Linked DNA regions of Homo sapiens: region 1 is linked to region 2. A link is an interaction called in ENCODE POLR2A ChIA-PET data of the cell type or tissue named here. Cell type or tissue: PC-9. All regions are shown on one strand. Each heading gives the region's core, and the rest is flanking DNA. Links, peaks and the distances in the headings are about the cores only.

Region 1 (8,467 bases), core at 1-8,000, 440 kb before region 2:
GGGTGGTAATCGCCCATCGACTTTACTACCTTTAATAGTTTACCAAAGCGCGCGAATGTAAAACCCAGACCATGGTAAGACTACGGTGGAAATGGAAGGTGTCTCACTGAGGGTCCCGGTTGCCTTCTGCAAAGGTGAAGGTCGTGCCGGCCACGCGAGGAAATCTGCCTCGCTCACAACTCACAGGCACACATCAACACTGCCAACCGAGGGAGCCCAAAATCACCGCAAGCGAAAGGCTCCGGCGGCGGCCACGGGCCACAGCCCGCCTCCGCGCACACGCAGCCCCTCCCGAGCCTCCACTCGCCGTCTTCGCCCCGCCTTCGGACCGGAAGGAGTTGTTGGCGCTTCCGGTGGCCTGCGACCCCGTAATTGCCTCGGTGATGTCGTGGGTTCAAGCAGCCTCCTTGATCCAGGGCCCTGGAGACAAAGGGGACGTGTTTGACGAAGAAGCAGACGAGTCGCTCCTGGCGCAGCGGGAATGGCAGAGTAACATGCAAAGACGAGTCAAAGTAAACGTGGTGTGGACGGCGCGGGGTGCTGGGTTGTGGGAAGAGGCGCGGAGTTGTGAAGAAGCTGGGTCCAGAGTGGCCCCAGCCTGGCCCGGCGCTGCTCTCTTTATCCCTAGGGACCCGGTCCGACCCGCGTCTTGCTAGGATTTCTCGATGGTTACTTGAAAGCGTGTAAAACAACAAGACGCATTCTTTGAGCGCCTACGGGATGCGTTAGAAACTGAGGACCGACCAAAATTAACTATGTGTAGACTTTGAACAGTTTGCAGTTTGTTGAGGATCACAGGGAAAGGAGCTGGAGAGAAACATACACTATACTTATTATGGCTGTCAAAGGACGTGTACGCAGTTTATATGGGTGGCTTGAATGGGTAGGGAGCCTAAAGTTAAGGAGTAGTGTTAATCAAGACATATTGAAAAGATGAACTAAAGCATGCTGTCAGAGGACAATAAGGGAAAGCTAATGTGGAATACTGGTGTCTAGGTAAGGGAATATTAAAGTTGGTTTCTTTTTTATTTGTTAGATGTAACTTTTTCATCTCTAATTTGTCTCACTATTCATTGAAACTAAGCTTAATTTCTGTGTGCAGCCTACAGTATTTCTGGGTGAGGACCAAATAGTGAGGTCCACATCCACTTAATATATTTGCCAACCATTAAATTGCCGCTAAAGCTGCAGTTGGGAATCTGCCCTGTTTAATATTTCAGTAGAGTGGTATTTGCTTAGCCCAAAAACCATGTTGTCAATTACAAAAATGCTTTATGTGAGACTGGGGCCACACTAATAAGTATTGAGCATCTTTTAAATGCTGTGGCACCGTGAGAGATGCAGAACGAAATCACTACCCACAGAGCTTTTGCAGGTTAGTTGAATTTAGGTATTATGCAAAATTTCTGAAACCAGACTTCTCATCATCCTTTTTTTTTTAAACAATTTCCTCTCTCTGCTTTGCCCTGTCTCCTCACCCACCCACACCATTCCAATCAGTTGGCAAGAGCCCAGATGTGTAATTTTCCATATATCCTTTTTGTGAAGACATTGCTAATGCTGGGTTTTGTTTTTTGTTTTTTGGTTTTTTTAATCTTTTGAAGTGATTAGAAAAGTTTATTTTGTGCTTAGGATATTTTTCTAAGGCATCACAGGTTACACATCCAAACTCTTCAATGGTATAATATTTTATATTCTAAAGGAGAGACCTTTAAAGAAAACTTGTACATTATGCTACTATAAGTCTAGTGGATTCTCCTATCCGCAGAGCCTAGAAAGAAGGGGACATTACAGAAATTGTCTACTACATAATGGTCAGTTGATTCATTGTATTTATGGTTTTCCCCCTTCTTGTAAGGTGAAAACTATGTATGCCCTTTAAGGAGTATGCTCTTTAAGGAGTAAAAATACACTAAGTGTACCATCCTGTTGATTTCTACCTGTAAGATACCACACAATATTAGCAGTTAGGAAAGAACAGGAAAATATGAAGTTTGTATCTTAAAATATAAAAATGTGTGGCGAAACCCCATCTCTACTAAAAATACAAAAATTAGCCGGGTATAGTGGCGTGCACCTATAGTCCCAGCTACTTGGGAGGCTGAGGCAGAAGAATCACTTGAATCCGGGAGGCAGAGGTTGCAGTGAGCTGAGGTCATGCCACTGCACTCCAGCCTGGGTGACAGAGCGCGACTCCATCTCAAAAAATAATGATAATAATAAATATATATATATATAGTTAATGATTTTGAAACATCAAGCATTACAGACTGTAAAATTAATTAAGAACTTTCTGTATATGATGCCAAAGATACATTTAAAACATATACAAGAAGATGCTTTTTCCTGAGTAGAATGCAAACTTTGTTTTATATTAACCTTCTGTGAATTTTCAAAATGTAAAATACCAGGACTTTTCCACATCAGACAAAAATCAGGAATGTTCACCTTCACATCCAAAAAGAAAAATTTTAAAAGACAATTTCAAGTAGTTCAGCAAGAATGATTTAAAATCTGAAATGAATGGCCAAAATTTTAAATTATCAACAGACAGTTCAATTTGATGGATCTCTCAGTAAACTTCAGTTTGAAACAACAACAAAAAATGCTGTTTACTAAATCATAAAAGATAATTCCAGGATATTATCCAATTTGAAAAATAAAAAATGTAACCCGTAATAAATAAGAAAAATACAAGAGAAAATCAACCTTTATTGGAATCGAGAGAATACCATGGACTTTAAAACTTCCTAAATCAGTAGCTTATCCTATATTACCATGTGTAGAAAACTGCAACTAATTAATGTAAGGTAGTTTTTATTAGTTGCATAACTTAAAAATATGAGGAAATTTTGGAATATATCTCTAAAACCACGGAATTGTCACTGAAATATATATTTCTTGAGACAGTGGGCAAAGTTCCCATTTATGGGAAATACTTTCCTTTTTTCACACACATGAAACTGAGAAAAATTATATCAAATGAGAAATATTTTTCTCTAAAATAATCTTAAGTACCCCAATAATGCAATACTGGGGAAATGTAAATTTTCAAAACTCAGATTTGAAACAGGTTATTATTAAACAAATATACATAAATCTTATTGTTTGGCAAGATTTTTCAAAAATTAGAGAACTAGTTAAACCACCATACTGTCCTTAAATCATATTTCAAACTTACATACCTAGTGCTTTTATGTTCTGAATGTAGAGTCTTCAATTTAATGACAATCTAGACTGAATGCTGTAATATACAAGCAAGTCACAGTTCACTTCAAACCAAAAGAAATAATCAGTCTTCTGTTTTTATCAAAATCATGATATTAAGATAACTATACAATTTATCTGTGACCAGTGATGGACCCAGAGAGTGTTGTGTTATGGCATTCTGTGGAAAGTCTTTGTTCCTTCTTTACTTTTGGCTTCTTCTTCTGAAACATCTTCTTTATCCGCCTCTTGTTCTTCCTCCAGTTTTTTCAAAGGTTGAGCAGATTCTGATAATTTTTTTGAAGGGTATGGCTGTGGTGTGTGCCTTTCTGAAGGACAAAGGCAACCTGCCACAAATATCATACAGAGTCCTAGTAACAGTCCAGAATGCAGAGTTGCTAAAGGAAAAACAGCATATGATCCCCACACTGGCAATCCAATGTCTTCAATAAAGTAGTTATGGCAAGTCCTGATCCACGTAGATAGCTGAAAGAGTGCTGACGTACTACTCATCTGAACAGAACCTGAAACAAACCATGATGAAACGGGTTCAATACTCTTCCACTCTTTATCACTTATAAAGTTTATGAAGTCCTTCTGAGTCCTTGGACCCTGAGGATGCCTAAATTCACCATCTTTACAATGATAAATAGTAGGAAGAACAGTTATTGTAAACTGTCCAGTCAGTCCTGGCTGCTCTGTGACATCTACTTTCACAACATTAACCTCAGATCTTCTCCCCATTCAGCAAAACTTTCCCATTCCGGTTAATGGTTTTGACAAGCAGGGCACCACGGGGCATAAAATTGTATCATCCAGCCTCCTTCCAGCAGCTCTCTCCAGTTCTTGTCTGTGATGATGCGTACGTTGCTCTGCCGCCTGTGGGTCCAGGGAGCACCCCCAAGCAACAGTACCAGGACTGCCAGCGGAACTGCAAGACTCCTGGAGGGTGCCATGTCTGCCGCTTGCCCACCTCACAGCAAGCGTGGCGGCCCAACACTAGGTTTTTTAAAAACTGTGACTATCAGTGTTTTAAAAATTGCCCGGTAACTCTAGACTTCAAAAGTGGGATAAGTAATGATAAACCAATAATAAACTTAGGAGAAGCATAGTCTGCTTTAGTTATATTGTTATGCCATATTATGGTCAGTAACACAGTAAAGGCCTAATTCATCTGCTTTCTAAATTGGTTCTGTACTTTTCTAGAAAAGCCTACATGTATATACTTAGTTACAGCTGCACTTCTCCATTACTTATTTTTAGGAAGGTTATAGAGATGGAATAGATGCTGGCAAAGCAGTTACTCTTCAACAGGGCTTCAATCAAGGTTATAAGAAAGGTGCAGAAGTCATTTTAAACTATGGACGACTCCGAGGAACATTGAGGTAATTTTTAAAGTCTAAATGCTGAATCATTTTAACCTCAATACTACTGGAGGATGTTTCTGTATAAATAAAGTGTTTAAACTGAAATGCTTTTCCTGGTGCTAAATACACTAAAGCGTGTCGCAGATCATAGAATTATATTGCCTTCAAAAAGTCAAAATCTTTATCAGCTCATCTACTTTAATGTGTGAACTACATATTGTCTTTTCGTGCAAAGAAATGGTAAGAAGATGTATACTTCTGCTACCTGAACAATTATCTATCTCATTGAAAGGTCTTCAGATTTTGAATAAAACTTGTAGTACTTCCACACAGTATGACAGACCTCTAGACTAGAAGTACATGATGAAAATAGTTGGTAATTAAGATAAAATTGATTTAATTTACTTTAGTCCTGAACATTGAATACTTGTCAGGATGCCATTGCAATAATGGCATATATCGGAGCCAAATGGTCAAATGATACACAGAGCCAGGAGCCTAGCAGCCTTGTCCAGTTTGATGCTCTATACCAAGCTTGTCCAACCAGTGGCCTGCATATCACATGTGGCCCAGGACGGCTTTGAATATGGCCCAACACAAATTCATAAACTTTCTTAAAACAATATGAGCATTATGAAATTTTTTTCATGATATTTTTTCTTTTTTCTTTTTTTTTTTTTTTTAACTCATCAGCTATCATTAGTGTTAATGTATTTTATGTGTGGCCCAAGACAGTTCTTCCAATGTGGCCCAGGAAAGCCAAAAGATTGGACACCCCTGCTTTATACCCTTTACACTGTCCTTGGTAGAGAAAAAAAAAATGCTTCAAAGAATCGCTAATTTTAAAGAAGAGTAGATGATAAAAGTTACCAAAACAAACCGAAAAATTTATTGTATTTGGGATTTTAGAAAATCCAACTATTAGGAACCAGAATTTAGTCTGCTACAGTAGGAAAACAATGTGAATATTCACATCATCAAGTTGATGTTACATAACCTTAGAAAGCTACTGCTGAATCTTTTATATCAATGGATTCTATTTTTAAATACTTTTCATAATAATCATTATTTTATGACATGACTATAATATTAAATCTGTTAGGACTAGAAGAATTTTTACCTTTTTCAAGGAAATTGTTAGTAGTTCAGCAAACAGTTTCTACTCTGTGACATAAGCCCAGGAAAGTGAAGTCTCTTGAAAACTTCTTTTCTCTAACCTTCATTCTTGATGGCAAGCAACTATGTGCTTAGAACGATGGTTTTCAACTTTGGTTGCACCTTAACTCTGAAACTTAAAAAAAAGATACCCCCTGAGATTCTGATTTAATTGGTGTGGAGTATAATCTGGGCCTTGATAGGGGTCAGAGCTCTTCAGGTGATTCTAATGTGCATCCATGATTGAGAATTGCTAGTTAAGAAGCTGTTTAATGTCCTTAAAGAAGAAACTAATTTTTCTTTCTCGGAGTTGTATTCATCTTCAACAGATATTACATAGTCATAAGAGAAAAATATAAAATCAGGAAAAGCGTATATAGAGTTATGAAAGAGGGGTTATGAATTATAAACAGTTTTATGATTAAGTCCAATCGTTTAATTGTTATTGAAAGATAGTCTTATATTTTTAAGTCCTATTTTGCTATTTAACCCTTGTTTATACTTTTGTTCAGTGCTTTGCTCTCCTGGTGTCACCTTCATAATAATAATTCAACTTTGATCAATAAAATAAACAATCTTCTGGATGCAGTTGGCCAGTGTGAAGAGTATGTGCTCAAACATCTGAAATCAATCACTCCACCGTCCCATGTTGTAGATTTATTGGACTCCATTGAGGATATGGACCTTTGTCATGTAGTTCCAGCTGAGAAAAAGATTGATGAAGCTAAAGATGAAAGACTCTGTGAAAATAATGCTGAGTTTAACAAAAACTGTAGCAAGAGCCATAGTGGGATAGATTGTTCATATGTAGAATGTTGTAGAACACAGGAGCATGCACATTCAGAAAACCCAAGCCCCACATGGATTTTGGAACAGACAGCCAGTTTAGTTAAACAGCTGGGCCTATCAGTAGATGTATTACAACACCTCAAACAACTATAAAATTACCTTCCCTTTTCTAATGAAAATAATGTTCAGAACATTTGGTTTCCTAACAATCGAAATTTGTACTGGTTTCTGCATCAAACACCTCAACTGTAGGGTTACCCTTTATGGAAGTTTGAAATTAACACTATTGTCTTCAAAATTAACACTATTAAATGTAATATAAGCCTTTTTTCTTTGTCACTGGTAATTTTTATGTAGTTTTAAGATATGGTCAGAAATTTCTACTGTCATTGACATTTCCAAACTTGTGGTCAAAATGAAGTGTTTTCAGACTCATTAGCAAAAGTGAACAAGAATTAAACATATTTTGTAAGGACCTACCCCTACTTCTACCTCCTGTCACTATTAGGTGGTCAGGACCTCACCAAACCAAAGTTATAAAAATAACTTAATAGTTAACGTAAATATAGACACACAGACAGATATATAGATATAGATATGTAGATATATATTGAAATTAAGAGACTGTGAGAAACTGAAGCAGTGTTTATGCTGTTGATTAAATGGTTAACAGCAAAATACTAAAATGTGTTTTAGTTTTGTGTTAATTAAAAGTAAGGACATTCAGTTTTATGAAAAACATAGAAAATATATTTTATGCTAAAGTCTAAGGAAAATGCCTACTTAGTTTTTCTAAGTAGTAAGGAGTTAGTAATATTGCCTAACAGTGTGCCAGATTATTTTAAACTGCAGTATATTTCATATTCACATAGGAGTAAAACACTGAAACCACTGACTTCTATATTACCTTGAGGTAATATTCTTAGTCTAGCATGGACAAAATTAGATTCAAATTTTTACTCCAGGATCTAAACTCAGAATCAGGAGAGGATTTCTCAGCACTTTTATTCACCTGAAACACAAGTTTATATGAGATACCTGACTTCAAAGGCACTGAAATAATTGTCCCTCATTGGTAGCCTTAATTGCTCTTTCACCCCTATTTATACCTACCATCTAAGCTGAAAGACAGGCATATTGAGATGAAGAATCTGACAAAGTATATCTTTTCAAGAGATTAAAAATGTACACTGTACTATGACCCTCCTCAAAGTTCACAGAAGAACATTAAGAAATTGAAGCAACAGATTTAAAATCAGAAAGCCATATTGAGTTTCAGGATTTATTAAAACCCCCGCTGAAGATACCAGTGCCATTTGACAGCTGGCTAAAAAAAGCTCTTCGATCTCTCCAGGTGTGAAGACTGTTTTTCAGAGATTTACTAGTTTGTCTTGTTAATATATGTTTCCATGTTTATGGACACAGCCCAAATCTCAACTCCACATGGAATATGGGTATTATAAGCAGCCTCTAAAGTCTTTTTAATGTTGCTGTGCCGTGCATATACATATGAAATACCTCTAAGGATGCATCTCAAGGCCACCCTAAGTAAAAATGTCATGGGTGTGGTAAATCTTGAGATTTTTATCTAGGCTTTTCCTGATAAGATTCCCTGAAGATAACACCCATTGCCACCATTGGCTACATATGGTGTGTTTGTACAGATTTTTGTCGAAAATGAAATCAGGAGAATTAGCTAGTTGAGACTATTGGATTGAAAACATCTCTCGAACTTGTTTTGCCTTTTAAAAAGTACAGAAGGGGCCAGGCACAGTGGCTCACACCTGTAATCTCAACACTTTGGGAGGTGAAGACAGGAGGATCACTTGAGTCCAAGAGTTCAAGACCAGGCTGGGCAACATAGTGAGACTTTGTCTCTAGTAAAATGAAAAAAATCCGCTGGGTGCAGTGGCTCATGCCTGTAATCCTAACACTCTGGGAGGCCAAAG
Region 2 (8,527 bases), core at 259-8,258:
TTTTAGATTTAAATCTTCATAAAATCTTAAATCTTATATTTTAGATGTAAATATAGGATCTTTATATAAATCTTACATTTAAATCTTTATGAGATTTTAGAACCAAAGTTTACTGACTGTATTCTGAGGTTTGCAAACAGCAAAACTTTTTCTCAAACTAAATCTAACATAAAGCAGACACAGTGTCTCACATCTATAAGCCAAACACTTTGGGAGTCCAGGGTGTGAGGATCACTTGAGCCCAGGAGCTCAAGACCAGCCTAGGTAACATAACGAGAGCCCATCTCTACAAAAAAAAAAAAAAAAACAACCAGAAAATTGGCCCTGCTTGGTGGTACATGCCTTTGGTTCCATTTACTCAGGAGGCTGAGGCAGGAGGATCTCTTGAGTGCAGGAGATAGAGGCTTCAGTGAGCTGTGATTGCACCCTGCACTCCAACCTCGGTGACAGAGCAAGACCTTATCTCTAAAAACGAAAAGAAAAAGATTAAAGTAGGTATGTTCTGATTGAACATGGTACTTAGACTCCTGTCTTCCCCAGCTACACACACACACACACACACACACACACACACACACACACACACACACACACACTCTCTCTCTCTCTCTCTCTTACTCTGTTGAGGGACACAATTCAAAATGATTGATAAACTACATGGTAGTTATTTTGCATAAAGGAACTGTTTGAAAGTACAATATGGAGTTCAGAATCATCATTTTAATTGATGTCACTTCTGTTAGTTTTTGTCCCTAGTAAAGCTTTCATTTCTCAGCCTGACTTTTACCCTGGTTTGTCTTTTTAACTTTATTTTTCATTACTACTTATTGTGTGGTTGATGGGGTACTGGTGTGACTTAAATTAGAATGTCTGGGTCTTGAGACTTAGTGTATTAGTGGTGTGGCCTTATTAGCAAGACTTTTAGCCCTTTTGAGTCTGTTATCCCTTCATCCATAAAAGGGAAACATTGTCTTTCATAGTTAGAATTAAGACTTTTAAACATGAAAGTTTGTGCAAATGCTGTTTGTTTTGCATTAACCTCAGGCTCTAGCCAAATCAGTGTATTTGATTTTCCTCCAGCATACCAGGGACGTCCTGCTTTTTTGATCTGTGAGATCACCTCCCTGCCTACTTCTCCAATCCCATCTATGCCATTTTGATTGCCCACCAAGCTTGACAGACACACACATACCCACACACTCATTCACACATGCACGCATGCACAATTTGAAAGGCTAATTTCTCACGCCTGAGGTCTCAGCCTGAATGTTGCTTTATTCATTAGTGAGGCCTTACCTGATCAGTCTTCCCACTTTCTACTACGTATAGACACAGACAATTTAATGTTTCCTAATAAGTGGGAATAATTATAATGGTTTGTTACTTGTTTCTGTACAGATAGCTGGGAACCATACCTGTTTTCTTCACTGTTGTGCCTCCTACCTAGCTCAGTGGCTGGACCATAGAATGTGCTGAATGACTAATTGTTGAATGAATATATGAGCTCTATTTTTTTTAATAATCCTATTTATACTTTAATACTTAAACAGTACTACTTGTGAATATATTAATAGTCTTCCTGGTATTATAATTATGGTCATAATTTATTTTCTTTATCAGGTTATAAATTCCCAGAGCCTTTGTATTTTGCTTTGTTTTTAGTTTTGTTTCTCCTCAGTGCCTAGCGCTGCATTTCAGAAATCATAGATTTTTGTGTTATTTGCACCCTTCATCATCTTTCTTCCTACCATAATCCTGTTTGTAATTCTATGCATCATGATAAATAAGAATGTGTTCTACTATGTGAGAAGTTACATGTAGGTACCTAGAATTACTTAAATGCATTAGAGAATGTGAGAGGTTATAAAATTTAAAACATAATTATTTCTTAAATGAATCTAATAATTTTGATGGGAACTATGATGAAGCAACATGATTTTCCGAAAAGGGAACTAGATTTGAAGTCTAATCCTGAGCATGCTAGCTGTATGACATTACACTAATTGTGATTGCCATGCTGTGTGGTATTAAACTAAATTTGATTGTCTAGTTAGAGCATAAAGACAGTTCAATAACACTGGTTAAATGTTATGGGCTAATCTAAAATGAGTGTATTAGAACATATAAACATTAAAAAGCAAAAGTTAAACAATGTAAATATGCAAATTAGAAACAATACAAAAATCAAGTAAAAATATTAACTTTTAAAAATATAAACATTTGCACTGTTATAACTAACTAAGCTATTAGTTGTGTAAGAGAAACATCATAAATGCCTGGCATAGTGGCTTAAACCTGTAATCCCAGCACTTAGGGAAGGCCGAGGTAGGTGGATCACCCGACTGAGGTCAAGAGTTGTTTGAGACCAGCCTGGCCAACATGGTGAAACCCATCTCAACTAAAAATACAAAAATTAGCCAGGCATGGTGGTGCATGCCTATAGTCCCAGCTACTCAGGAGGCTGAAGCAGGAGAATTGTTTGAACCTGGGAGGTGGAGGTTGCAGTGAGCCGAGATTGCACCATTGCACTCCAGCCTAAGTGACAGAGCGAGACTCTTGTCTCAAAAAAAAAAAAAAGGAAAACATCATAAATATATTTTTTTAAAACTTAGCTTTACTTAAAAATGAGAAAAAGTTAATCACGAAGGTTATTAATTTCAATTAATTATTTAAAGTGAATTTTTTTTTTTTTTTTGAGACCCAAGTCTTGCTCTGTTGCCCAGGCTGGAGTGCAGTGGCATGGTCTCAGCTCATTGCAATCTCTGCCTCTCAGATTCAAGCTATTCTCGTGCCTCAGCCTTCCAAGTAGCCAGCATTACAGGTGTGTGTCACTACACCCATCTAATTTTTAATTTTTATGTTTTTAGTAGAGACAGGGTTTCGCTATGTTGGCCAGGCTGGTCTGGAACTCCTGACCTCAAGTGATCTGCCTGCCTTGGCCGCCCAAAGTGCTTAGATTACAGGCGTGAGCCCCTGTGCCCTGCCAAAAGTGAAATTTTATTGCGTCTTAAAAAAGGAATTATTCTTAAGAAACAGAGGGTTAAGTGGTATCACCAAGTCATGGGTATATTTTTGTGTAGAAACTTGCAGATGCTGAAGAAGATTTTTCTTGTTTTTTGTTTTGTTTTTTCTTTGAGACAGGGTCTCATTCTGTCACCCAAGCTAGCGTGCGGTGGCATGCAATCAGGGCTTACTGCAGCCTTGACCTCAGGCAGTCCTCCTGCCTCAGCCTCCCAAGTAGCTGGGACCACACACGCATGACAGCGTGCCTGGCTAATTTTTTAAAAAGTGATTTGTAGAGATGAGGCTTGTCATGTTCCCCAAGGCCGGCGTCAAACTCCTGGCTCAATTGATCCTCCTGCCTTGGCCTCCCAAAGTGCTGGGACTGGCGTGAGTCATCACACTTGGCCTGAAGAAACTTTTTCTAAACTAATTGGGTGAATGGACAGGGGATAAACTGATTCTGAAATTTCCTCCTAACGCTTTCATCTGCATATAGTTTCATCTCTTTTAATCACTTTGAGGGGAACTTTGAACCTTTTTGTCTGATTTTTAATCTTTTATTGTTAGCAAGGTGGGGTTTTGGGATCAGAGAGAGCCTTTCGTGTTCCTCTAGGTACTCAGTTTCTTCATGTATGGAAGGAGAGTGGGATGCAGTTACTTACATTAGTTTCAGTATTTATGTTCATATTTGACTGTTCAAAAAGTCTTTGAACTGTTGGGTGTTTATACTGCAACAGATTATGGATGGAGATGCATTTGCTGAAAATAAAAGAATTATTTTGCAACATAAGCTTTTCTTTGTTACTTTCTTCCTTTCACTGAGGATTACAAAGTTGTAGAAAAATACTTTCTGAATGAGTAAAATAATATTTAATTAAATATTAAACATTTTAGTGCTGTTTATAATTCTCTGGGTAGGCTGAGTGTGGTGGCTAACACCTGTAATCCCAGCACTTTGGTTGGCTGAGGCGGGCGGATCACCAGAGGTCAGGAGTTCCAGACCAGCCTGGCCAAGAGGCCAGCTGGGTGTGGGGACACACGCCTGTAATCCCAGCTACTATGGAGGCTGAGGCAGGAGAATCGCTTGAACCCGGGAGGCAGAGGTTGCAGTGAGCCGAGATTGCGCCACTGCACTCCAGCCTGGGCGACAGAGTGAGACTGTGTCTCAAATTATCTTGCTAGAGAAGATTTTTATGCTGTATGAAGTAAAAACTCGAGTCATTGATCTTTATTTCAAGATGTAAATATTTCAGTATTCAGATTAAAAAAATTCCTAAACTGAAATGTACCAGTCTCTGCTGGTAAGACCTACACATTAACATTCTTCTTTTTCCTCTTCTGCCCTACCCTCAAAAAGGTACTAACTCTGCATAGTAACAGTACTACACAGAGGGGTAGAATCCTAAAACTATGAATCTGTGACCTTATACCTTAACTGTAAATTTCACATAAAATCTTCCTACTTAACAGTGTTTTGGTACTTAAACTTAACATGGTATCCTGGACACCCAAACATCAGTATTATAATTACTATCCCGTAATTAATTTAGCTATAATACTTGGAATATTAGTGTTTTTATAATGAGGGAATTTGAGCACTCTAGTGTGGAATTTTCCTAAAAATCAAGAAGACAGTATTCTATAGCAAATGCTTGTGGCAACATGTCACTGTTTGGTCCGGGGAAGAAGTCCTCACATGTCACTCCCTGTGTACTCTCTGATTCCCAAACAGTGTTAGGTGCTCCTGTATACTTGAATTGCATGTCATACGTAATTCTGTAATAGTACTTTCATATAACTTGTATTTTTGCTTTGGTTTGTTTTTGTTTTGAGACGGAGTCTCGCTCTGTCACCCAGGCTGGAGTGCAGTGGTATGATCTTGGCTCACTGCGACCTCTGCCTCCCGGGTTCAAGTGATTCTCCTGTCTCAGCCCCTGAATAGCTGGGATTACAGATGTCCGCCACCACACCCAGCTAATTTTTTTCTATTTTTAGTAGAGACGGGGTTTCACCATGTTGGCCAGCCTGGTTTTGAACTCTTGACCTCAAGTGATCCACCCACCTCGGCCTCCCAAAGTGCAAGGATTACAGGCATGAACCACCGCGCCCAGCCATAACTTGTATTTTCATATAACTTGTCATGTTTTCATATCTTATTCTTACTGTATTTCTGAGAGCAGGGACTCAATTTTATTCTTTGTGTTCATTGTGTGCAGCACACAGTTGATTATCATTAAATTTTGAGTAAGTGAATGAATGAAATGGAGAGGTAGGAATGTTCTGTGGAATAGGTGGAATGTTAAAGGTGGGTGCAGTTTGGATAGGTATAGTGGAGGGCATTCTAATTATTAGTGTCATGACTTGTTTTTACAAGACAATGAAAGATCGGCATATCTCCTAAAGAATACCTAGCTTCCAAATTATTTACCTTGTGTTTTTCTAGGTCTGAATTTATATTCCCGCAGTTTAGAACTGCTGATATCTCCTGAGGTTTGAGAAGAAAGCAACATTGATTTGTTCATTCTTTCTTTCCACAAATGTTTATTGTGCTAGTTTCTAGATAGATCTGGGCTGGCCAGTGCAGTAGCCACTAGCCACATGTAGCTATTTAAGTTAATTAGTATTACATAAAATCAAAAGTTTAGTTCTTTAACTGCACTATTCATGTTCCAAGTGCTCTGTAGCTACGTGTAGCTACTGGCTACATTTTGGACAATGAAGTTACAGAACATTTTCATCATCTTAGCATTGAATAATGTCCATCTAAATACTGGGGATATTAAACAAACAAACATCTGGTCCCTGACTCAACCTAGTTTCTGGAACCAGAAGAATCAGCAAACACTGCCAGAACTGAATCAGACTAATACATGAATGACAAACCTGTTTCTGCCTAGAGATTTTTCTTTATTGTTAGTTAATCTGTAATTGTTGGAATTTCAGTTGAAGGTGTTGAGTTTCAAAAGAAGTGAAAAAACTTAAACAGTAACTCACTGTGGAACCTACCCAATAAGTCAGGGAGCTTTGCTAAGGAGTCTGTTCTTAGCAACTGTAAACTATGTATCTTTTTTTCCCCTCCTAAAAAGAGAAATGAACTTGCAGGGTTTTTTTAATTGAAAATAACATGTTCCTGTAACAGTGCGGCTTCCAGCAGCATGTTAAGGCAGGGTTGAAAGTCACTCATAAGTTACTTTATCATGTTATTCATTATGTTATGTAAAAGATAAAACTTACAAAATAGTCTGCGTTCTACATTTTATTTTTATCTGGAATTTTATATCAAATTTACAATTAAGGTATAAGGTCAGGCATTCATAGTTTTAGGATTCTGCCCCTTTGTTGGCATAGTACTGTTACTGTGTAGAGTTAGTACCTTTTTGGGGGTGGGGCAGAAGAGGAGAAAGAAGAATGTTAATGTGTAGGTTTTCTTTACTTGATGATAAAATAAATATTTGTCATATATTTGAAAAACAAAGTGTAAAAGAGAAAATAAGATGACCCAGATAATGTCACTATCATCATTTGTCTATATTTTCCTCTAGTGTCTCTTTTCTCACATCTGTATGATTATTGATTACCAAATGGAAGGTTCTGCTTCTTTTATTGTCTTATTTAATAAAATGCTTTTGTAATGGCATAATGTCACTTGGGTGAAATGTAGCCTGAACTATATTTTATTCCTCCATTTTGCATATTTAAGTTCCTTTAGGCATTTCATTATAGTTCCTTCTATTGAAGTTTTATGCTTGGATATTCTAGCAGGTACCTGCCACTATTCATATGCCTTTAGTTAAAGCAGAGGCTTCATGTGCTAAGAAAAGTCCTAATCAATTCTGAATTACTGGTTTGGTTAGGAATGAAGAATTGAGGACAAAAGTCTTACATAATGAGCAGCTGTTGCATCAATCCTAGCAGTCAGTGGGTCATAGATACTAGAACCAGATTTCCTTCCATTCTGAATGTCCTTAGGGGTAAACATTTCTTTTTTTAACATTTGATTATTTCCTTAAATAGATCAATAGGAATTGAATTGATAGACCGAAGTTTTTAAATTCTGAAACTTCTTGACATATATTACCAAGTTGTTTTCCAGAAAAAAGGTGCCAATTTATACTCCCAAATCCAGGGTACACTCAGCAACCTAGAAGTAGAAGGGAACTGCCTCAACCTGATAAAGGACATCTTATGAAAAACAGGGATATCTGCTTCTACCACCTGTATTCAGCATTGTACTAGAGGTTCTTGCCAGGGCAATTAGTCAAGAAACTGAAATAAAAAGTGTCCAAATGGGAAAGGAAGAAGTAAAACTGTCTTTAGTTTGTGTGTGTGTATATTTATGCATGAGAAAATCCTGTGGAATCCACCAAAACAGTGGACGCCAACCTTTTTGACACCAGGGACTGGTTTCATGCCATTTTTCCACAGACTGTGGGGGAGGTGGGGATGGTTTTGGGGTGATTCAAGCACGTTAGATTTATCGTGTACTTTATTTTTATTATTATCGTAATATAATAAAATAATTAACAACTCACCATAATGTTGAATCACTGGGAGCCCTGAGCTTGTTTTCCTGCAACTAGATGGTCCCATCTCAGGGCAATGGGAGACAGTGACAGATCATCAGGCATCAGATTCTTGTAAGTAGTGTGCAACCTAGATCCCTCACATGCACAGTTCATACTAGAGTTTGTGCTCCTATGAGAATCTGATGCTGCTGCTGATCTGACAGAAGGCGGAGCTCAGGCAGTAATGCGAGCAGTGGGGAGTGACTGTAAATACAGATGGAGGACCAGGCGTGGTGGCTCACACCTGTAATCCCAGCACCTTGGGAGGCCAAGGCAGGCAGATCACTTGAGGTCAGGAATTCCAGACCAGCCTGAACAACATGGGGAAACCCCGTCTCTACTAAAAATACAAAAATTAGCTGGGCATGGTGGCATGCACCTGTAATCCCAGCTACTTGGGATGCATAGGCAGATTTCACTTGAAACTGGGAGACAGAGGTTGTAGTGAGCTGAAATCATGCGTCTGTACTCCAGCCTGGGTGACAGAGGGAGACTCCATCTCAAAACAAAACAAAAAACAGTTGGAACTTCGCTCACCTGCCACTCATCTGCTGTGCGGCCTGGTTCCTAACAGGCCACAGGCCAGTACTAGGATTGGGGACCCCTGCACTAAAAAACTGTTAGAACTAATAAGTAAGTTCAGCAAAGTGGCAGCATAAAAGATGCAGAAATTGATTGTTCTGTATACAAGTAATGAACAAAGTAGAATTAAGAAAACAATTTAAAAAGGCCTTAAAGAGAATAAAACATCTAGAAATAAATTGATAAAAGAAGTGCAAGACATGTATCTTGAATACTAGAAAACATAATTGAAAGAAATTGAAGACAATGAAAAGGCATTCCATGTTCATCGATTAGAAAATTCAGTATTATTAAGATGGCAGTACTTCTCAAAGTGATCTACATATTCAACACAATTCCTATCAAATCTCAGCTGACTTCAGAATCTGACAAGCTGA

Evidence for each region. Peaks named below come from ENCODE experiments on the same cell type or tissue, not always from the same donor. Only the 100,000 strongest peaks of a DNase experiment are listed, where the experiment ranks them.
Region 1: POLR2A ChIA-PET joins it to region 2 with 11 read pairs; 4 of 35 experiments call an interaction of 5 or more read pairs at or near these places.

Annotation. Positions count from the first base shown.
Region 1 is chr7:39,566,036-39,574,502 of GRCh38, forward strand. It overlaps YAE1 (YAE1 maturation factor of ABCE1), which reads left to right and starts at 369. Exons shown (of 3, transcript NM_020192.5): 1 at 369-512; 2 at 4,471-4,592; 3 at 6,242-6,846. The coding sequence starts at 384. The coding sequence ends at 6,671. It overlaps YAE1-DT (YAE1 divergent transcript), which reads right to left and starts at 314. Exons shown (of 3, transcript NR_187579.1): 1 at 108-314. It also overlaps the pseudogene TMX1P1. RefSeq lists an enhancer at 206-655. In PC-9, for the core only: no CTCF peak of the experiment used is centred there; a DNase peak (open chromatin) is centred at 406; H3K4me3 peaks cover 2,068 bases; H3K27ac peaks cover 891 bases.
Region 2 is chr7:40,002,612-40,011,138 of GRCh38, forward strand. All of the region lies in intron 5 of CDK13 (cyclin dependent kinase 13), which reads left to right. Among named protein-coding and RNA genes, the nearest start is that of CDK13, 57 kb to the left of the region's middle. In PC-9, for the core only: no CTCF peak of the experiment used is centred there; no DNase peak of the experiment used is centred there; H3K27ac peaks cover 591 bases.